Linked DNA regions of Homo sapiens: region 1 is linked to region 2. Evidence: chromatin contacts called from ENCODE Hi-C or POLR2A ChIA-PET data. All regions are on one chromosome and are shown on one strand. Each heading gives the region's core, a stretch centred on a gene start or an enhancer-like site at or near the end of the contact. The rest is flanking DNA. Distances are from core to core; before and after follow the strand shown. Region 1 holds the start of COX5B (cytochrome c oxidase subunit 5B). Region 2 holds the start of ANKRD36B (ankyrin repeat domain 36B).

Region 1 (3,873 bases), core at 1,227-3,726, 56 kb after region 2:
TTACAGGTGTGAGCCACCGCACCCAGCCTACAAAATATTTTTTAATGAAAGAAGCAACTAACTAAAACTTTGTATAGTAGTTATGTTTTTATATTTTATATTCATATATGCAGTGATGCTCAATGGGAATTTTGCAAATCCAGGGGGCATGTGGCAATGGCTGAAGATATTTTTGGTTATCATGTCAGGGAGGTGCTAATGACATAGGGTTAAATCCTACAATGCACAACCTCCCTCAAAGAATTATCAACCCAAGATGTCAGTTGTGCTGAGCTTGAGAAACTCTGTCATAGGGAAAGGAAAAAAAGGATAAGCACCAAACTGCTAGCTTGTTCCTTATATATCTGTGCTGTTCAACTTATAATGTACATTTATTTTGACAACTGAAAATTATCCTATAAAAATAAGTTTATTGTGCTGGCAAAGACAATGATAGAGCAGAGGTGGCAGACTGTTCCCCAAGCCAACTGTTTCCAAAGGAGACCTGAGGGACTGGGTGTGAGTTGACAGTGGTGGGAGCTGGAAGCAGCAAGGGATGCGGGGACATCTGGGGAGCCTGGACCTGACCTTGGAGCTCACTCACACAATCTAAATAATCCCAGAGTGAGGCTGAGGTTTTCCTGAGTTGGATGAGGGCCTGCGAAAATTTCCTATTATTAGGCAAGCCTACTATGAGAGTGAGAAGCCTAAACTCAATTTCCATTTTATAGCCTGGAGTAAACCACTTCTGGTCAGGCAGCAGGGAATCATAACATATCAGAGCTGAATACCTCACTGGTTTGCTGAGGGGCAAGTTAGTAGGTGTTCCTCAGAAAGGATTTTGTGGTCAATTAAGACAGGGAAACTCTGGCTTAAACTGCAGGTAAATTAAATAAGAGGTCTTTACTGCAAGCCTAATCAGAGCCTTTATTATGCTAGTGTCCATCTCCAAAAGGGTGGTCATCAAATGCAGGCCCTCCCTGTCTTGACCAAGTCCTTTTTCTTGAGATCATGTCTTGAGACTTGGATGCCATGCAATACACTTTGGGAAATACTAACCTAGTTGAACGACAGTTTTACTGATGTAGAAATGGCGGCCCAAAGGATAAAAAGTAGCTGAACTAGCTGGTGGGGCTACTTTCCAGACCAATGCTTTTTTCTCCTGCCTAAGACCTTAACCACAGTTGCAAATTAACTACAGATCCTCAGAATTTTCGCCCAATTCAACTTGGAGGGGTTGCAGTGGAGGTGAGGGAGAAGGGAGTAACAGTGAAGCCATTCAAAGCAAAAACCACCTTTAAAGAAATTTTGGCCTTAGAATACAGGGTTTTTTTTTTTTTTTTTTTAATTGGTGGAGGGGGCACCCAGGAAGACCAGACGTGCTCCTGTGAAGCAACGCTCCACCACGTCCTTTTGAAAATACCGTAGCCTGCATGAGACAGGCGGGAGCACCTAAGCCTTCAACTCTCCCCATGTTGCCTCCAATTGACCTCACTGGGCCAGGAAAAGCCCTATAAACTGGTTTTGTATACTCTATCCAAGTAGTAAATTTACTAAAATTACTGGATCCTACTATATACCAGACCTCTGCAAGGCATTGAAGATTCAATGATGAGCATTAATTCCCACTCTAAGGGGATTTTTCTATCTGGTAGGGAAACTCAGATACCGCATGCAGCTAGCCTGTCACAGGGCTATACTGACTAAAGCTCACCCTAAGAAATTTGCACATCTTAGCCTATGGGCAACGGGAAGCCATGGACGGAATATGTTTTCCGTTTCAAACAAGGAACTCCAGTCACAGCAGGCTCTAACTCCATTTCCTATTATCAACTCCCCTTCCTGCTCCTCCTCCCTTAGTAGCCTCGAAAAAGAGTGGCCACTTCCTTCACATCACCAGGGCCTTGGTCCTGGTAGGGGGTCCCGCCCCCGGCCCTGTCCTCCTCCCCAGGCCGGGACCTCCGCGCCTCCCACACACAGTACAACTCTAACACGAAACTGGGCCAGGACTGCAGGTAGGTCCCGTCCAATGCGACACGCTCGCGACGGCCCACGCACTGCCAGAACCAGCCCTGCCACTAACCAGCCTAGTAAGGAACGCAGTGATCTTTAGGAGCCCACTTCTAAATTCAAATCATTTGGGGTTCAGTAAGTCTCTTCACAGACGGGGACCTAATAGCTTCCATTAGCAGCCTCCACGTTTGCTGAACACGACTACGGGGCCAGACCCACAGGAACTCCAATGTGGTTCAGCCGCTCAACTCCAGGGACCAAAAAGACTTTCCCACCTCCCAGCGTTATTAAAGGCAACCCCGCCCCCAAGCCTCAGCCACTACGCGGTGCAGAAAGAGGCAGAGCTGGGCATGCGCAATTTCCGCCCCCGCCACAGTCTTGGGAGTGGGCGGGCTCGAGGGCTGGGAGGAAGCCGAAAGCTGACCGAGAGGAGAAAGAAGCCCGCCCCCGGAAGTCCCTCCTGTCTCTGCAGCTTGTTCCCGGAAGTTTTGCTGCTAGTCGCGGACGCAATGGCTTCAAGGTTACTTCGCGGAGCTGGAACGCTGGCCGCGCAGGCCCTGAGGGCTCGCGGCCCCAGTGGCGCGGCCGCGATGCGCTCCATGGCATCTGGAGGTACTCGGGTCTCCGGGCGTGCCAGGGACCAGAGTGTTGCCCTCCCAGGGTGGTCCCAGGGCGGCAAAGCGGCGCGGCTCGTGCAGCTTCTCGAGGTCCCAGTGGCCGCTTTACGGTCCCCAGTGCCTCAGGCTCTGCAGGCATCTCCCTGTAATTCTGGACCGCTGCTCCTGCCGCTCCCCGAACTCACTCCGCTGCGAAAGTATCCTAAACGGAGGTGCCGGGTGACCTTGGGAGGGACCGGGGCTGCCACCGGGATGGGGAGGGGTCCGGCCTCCCTTCAAACCTGCGCCCACCTCAAGCAGAGTGGGTTCTACATGCTTTTAGACAAATGTCGACAAATTTGCCTCGGTGGTTGGAGAAAGAAAAGCTCATAGGCCGGGCGCGGTGGCTCACAACTGTAATCCCAGCACTTTGGGAGGCCGAGGCGGACAGATCCCCTGAGGTCAGGAGCTCAAGACCAGCCTGGCCAACATGGTAAAACCCCGTTTCTACTAAAAATACAAAAATTAGCCGGGCGTGGTGGCGCGCGCCTGTAGTCCCAGCTACTCGGGAGGCTGAGGCAGGAGAATCGCTTAAACCCGGGAGGCGGAGGTTCCCGTGAGCCAACATCGCGCCATTGCACTCCAGCCTGGGCAACAAGAGCAAAACTCCGTCTCAAAAAAGAAAAAAAAAGCTCCCCCGAGTGCTGCCGCTTGTGTGGATGGGTACTTGGTGGTTCTTAGGGGACCATGGATATGAGTAGCCTTTAGGAGCTTGTGAGCCCGCTAAAACTTATACAGAAGTTTCGGGGCACCATTTTCCTTGATCATTTCTGTTTGTAGTTTTTCTATCAGTCATTTCAGTCAGCGTCATAATTCACGTTATCTTCCTTTAGGTGGTGTTCCCACTGATGAAGAGCAGGCGACTGGGTTGGAGAGGGAGATCATGCTGGCTGCAAAGAAGGGACTGGTAAGGAGAAACTCCCTTCTGTGTCTTCTGTGTAACTTATGGCCTTGGATGTGTTCATAGTGGTCTCCTCTCTGGGAGTATTTGATACAGGAAACTTGGCTTGTAGGAACAGTCCCCTGAGCTTCTGGAAGGTAGGGCTTATTTGGCCTAATGGTTCAATTCTTGTTTTTTTTGTTTTGTTTTGTTTTTTGTTTTTTCTTCAGGACCCATACAATGTACTGGCCCCAAAGGGAGCTTCAGGCACCAGGGAAGACCCTAATTTAGTCCCCTCCATCTCCAACAAGAGAATAGTAGGCTGCATCTGTAAGTACCTCACCT
Region 2 (3,623 bases), core at 980-3,479:
CTAGAGATATTTTAGTATAACGGAATTGATGGGTGAAGGGCACATACATTTTTACAGTGTGATACTTACCAACAAATTGTCTATTTGAAAAGTCATCAGAAATGTAAACTTTCAACAGCAGTATATGTACTGCTACCCTTTACCCTCACAAACTTGTGGATAGAAAACAGTATTTCATTCTTTTTTTAACTTAAATACCTTCTCCTCCCAGGAACACTAAATATTTTTTCCCATGTGCATAGGTTGCTTGAATATCTGAAAAATAAATGCTTTGCTCTATTTTAAATGAGAGTTCTTGTTTATTTGAAGAATTCTCTGTAAAATGAAAATCACTTTTTTATCTAATATGTATACACACATATTGTCTTTTGTTAATTTTTTCTTATAAACTGGATTTTTTTTATTTTGCTAAATCGACCTTCAGAATGTGTGCTTGTGATATTTGTAGGAATATAAACATGCATCAATATAAGTAGGCATTTGTGTTTTTTTCTGTTATCTTTCTTATTTTGTGCATTTAAAATTTTTAATCTACATTCCATAACGAACTTATTTCTGTGACATGAAAATCTAGCCAGATTTCTCCAAATAGTTAGCAGGCACTTCATTTATGAGTAATTCATCTTTTCCTACTAATATGAAATGTCACCATTATCCAATTCTATTAGATTGGTGCAAAGGCAATTGCGGTTTTCGCCATTACTTGTAATTGCGGCAAAAACCGCAATTGCTTTTGCACCAACCTAATATATTCTTACACATATTGGTGTGTTCCTGGATTTTCTAACCTGTTCCATTCACTGATTTGTTGTTTCAGCTGTTAGTAAATAACTTGTGGAAATTAACAGCACATTTTCATATCTAGAAAGGCAAGTCTTTTTTGACTCCATTTCAAAAGTTTTCTTAATGTCGTCACAATAGTAAAAGACAGCATGAGTAATTCAAAAATGTTAACACTTTGATAACTTTATTTGGATTATGTAAAATTTATAAACACAGAAAGAGCTCAGAACTTTAGAAAAATGTGTCTTTCTATTCAAGAACACAGACCATCTTCCCACTTCAAAGTTTCCCTCTAAGGTCCCTCAGTGAAAACCAAATTGACATAGGTGTCCATTGATATCAAATAAATATTGGATTTTTATCCAAAGAATTTTTAGCCAGGAAGTTGATATATTATGGAAATGATTTCTCTCATTATGCACCTTTCCATAATGTATGTAACATTATGCTTTAAAATGTGCACGTTAAAAATAAAACGCTGTACATGCTGAATTTTATTAGTGAAATCACTTTAAAATGATTTATAAAGAAGCAGCATGGTGAGTGATTGGAAACCAGCTGAAGTTTTGTTTTTGTTTTGCTGCTTGTGAAAATGACCTGGGTGCTCGCCCCCGCCAAGGTTTCCACATCCCAGGTGCGGCTGAGCCTGCCAGGAAAGAAAGTCCAGCCCCTTTGGTGACAGGACTCGCCCCCCTCACCTCTGCACCCCTTTCCCCCACCCCATTCACCCCCACACCTCACCCCCACCTCCAGTCCTCTATCCCATTGAACCCTCACCCCATCTCCCCACCCCACACCATCCACGCCCCTACCCCCCAAGCCTTCATTCCATCCACCTCAGCCCATTCACGCCCCCACCCCATGCACCCCCTACTCCCCACTCCCATCCCCCAACTCACTCCACACCCCGCCACCCCATATACCGCCACTCCCCAGGCCCCGCTCCACTCACTCCCACCCCAGCCAGGCACCCCCTAGCCCCCGTCCATACCCCGAGCCCCGGACCATCCGCCCCGCAGCCCTCAGCCTGCAAAGGGGTACTTCTCCACATCCACAGGCCTCCTCCCGCAGCCCCGGCTCCCGGCCCCCATTACCTTTCCTTCCTGTCTCTCTTATTGGCGTCATAATACGTGAGCAGAAGGTACTTCAGTTTCTCCAGATTACCACGTAAGACAGCTCTGTGGATCCTCTTCAGATGATACGGTTTAATGTAGTAATGGGGAAATGCGAAGCCATCCGAGCACAAGCGCTCCATGAGGGTGGGCCACCTCTCCCGCTCGTCGTCTTCCTTAATCGTCGGCTGCAAATTGTAGCCTGCAGCCGTATTTCAGCTCGCCTTCGGGGATCGCCGCCTCCGAAGAGCAACAACAGGCAAAGCAGTCTGTGCACGGACCTCCGCGCAGACTCTCAGCGCCTCCCGCCTCTCCGCAGAAACGCCCAACAGAAGGGTTAGAACCAGCGAGCACGCGCACCTTAGCCGGCCCTGCCCAACAGGCCCGAGGCAGAGAAACCGCCCTAGCAGCTCTCGCGCGCCCGGTGCAGGCGGCGGTTGCTGCGGAGGTGCCGCGGGAGGGCGGGGCTCCCTGGAGCGCGAGGCGCGCCCTGCCCCAGGGCCTGTTTAACTGTCGCCCGCGCGCTCTTCTCTTCCACAGGCTCCCGACGCTCGGAGCCCCCCGCGCTGGGCCCTCTGCAGCCCAGGGATGGGGTTGAGTGGTGCTTCTCCGCCTAGTGCCACCGCTGGGCCCACAGCCCGACATCGCCACTGCGTCGCCCCCGGGGTCCGCGCTGATGGGTGCGAGGCGGGAGGACGGTATCCGGGGTTGCCACAGCTGCAGCCAGCGCACCACTTGCAGGCGGCACTGCAGCTCGGGCTCCGGCGGGGGCTGGCGGGGCTCCCGTGGGATGGCCTCCTGAGCCCTGAGTGCGCCGCCATCCGGCCGGAGGGTGCGCGCCTCCTGCACCCCCGGCCGAAGCCCATGCCCGGCGCTCCTGCCGCAGACTGCCTGACTTGCCGCGGCCAGGCTGGCCCCGGGGTCCGCGCGGCTGGAGGCGCAGGCCTGGTCGGGGATTCCCAATCCTCGGGGACCCCTGCTCCATGTGCTGGTGGCGGCTGCAGCTGCAGCGCCCGTGGGCTGACGTGGCTTCCCGGAGCTGCGGCCGGCCGCGCCCAAAGGCCCCATAGGCTGCGCTGCCCTTGCCAGCTGCTCCTGACCCACGCCCAGAGCGCAGGACCTGGCGCTTGGCACTCCGCAGCCACCGGGATGAGGCTGAGCGCCGGTTTTCGGCCTCGTGGCGCCGCTGGGGCCACAGCCTGACTTCACCACCCCGTCGCCCAAGTCCTGTGATGGGCAGGTGTGAGGAGGGGCAATCGGGGTTCCCAAGGCTGCTGCTGCCTGCATGCCACTCCGTGAGGAAGTTGAAATACGTGATCTCTAAGAGTCCTCCCAGTTCTTCACCTAAGACAAATATAAATCAAGTAACATTCGCTATTGTGATTAGAAAAGCTGCATTTACAGACGTTAGCCACTAGATGGGGACGTGCGATTGTTACAGGGCTGAAGGCCTATTTATTTTTTATTTGGCCGCTAGAGGGCACGCCTGCACTGCACTTAAAGTTGACTACTTTTAAGGAAAGACAAAAGAATTCTTGGATTTCTCCATTTTCCTCATCACCTGTGCTTATCAGAGAATTCCAGGGGCAAGCTACCCTTTCCAATTCATCACTAATTTATAAACAAAATTCTAAGGAGTAAGGAATGCTTCTTACTTCCTATAACATATGTAAGAATGAACGCTCAAAATAAAAGTAATTTATTTAAAACTTGTGTTGAGTAATTATA

The links. Hi-C counts contacts between places; a loop is a spot of excess contacts on that map. ChIA-PET counts read pairs that join two places held with the same protein, here RNA polymerase II (POLR2A). Pooled maps may share reads with other maps.
Region 1: a map of heart right ventricle shows a loop between it and region 2 (8-fold over the local background). The contact joins the promoter of COX5B here to the promoter of ANKRD36B in region 2. A Hi-C loop is called at or near these places in 22 of 168 maps with a recorded cell type or tissue (CD14-positive monocyte, CD4-positive, alpha-beta T cell, CD8-positive, alpha-beta T cell and 18 more), 29 of 37 single-sample maps with no recorded cell type and 34 of 50 pooled maps. POLR2A ChIA-PET finds 5 or more read pairs at or near these places in 29 of 52 experiments (A549, AG04449, AG04450 and 22 more).

The regions. Positions count from the first base shown.
Region 1 is chr2:97,643,586-97,647,458 of GRCh38, forward strand. COX5B (cytochrome c oxidase subunit 5B) reads left to right here and starts at 2,477. Exons shown (of 4, transcript NM_001862.3): 1 at 2,477-2,604; 2 at 3,482-3,555; 3 at 3,759-3,858. The coding sequence starts at 2,502. RefSeq lists enhancers at 1,435-2,369, 2,172-2,221, 2,402-2,581.
Region 2 is chr2:97,587,648-97,591,270 of GRCh38, forward strand. ANKRD36B (ankyrin repeat domain 36B) reads right to left here and starts at 2,230. Exons shown (of 44, transcript NM_001393939.1): 1 at 1,878-2,230. The coding sequence starts at 2,038. RefSeq lists an enhancer at 2,382-2,882 and a silencer at 2,675-2,864.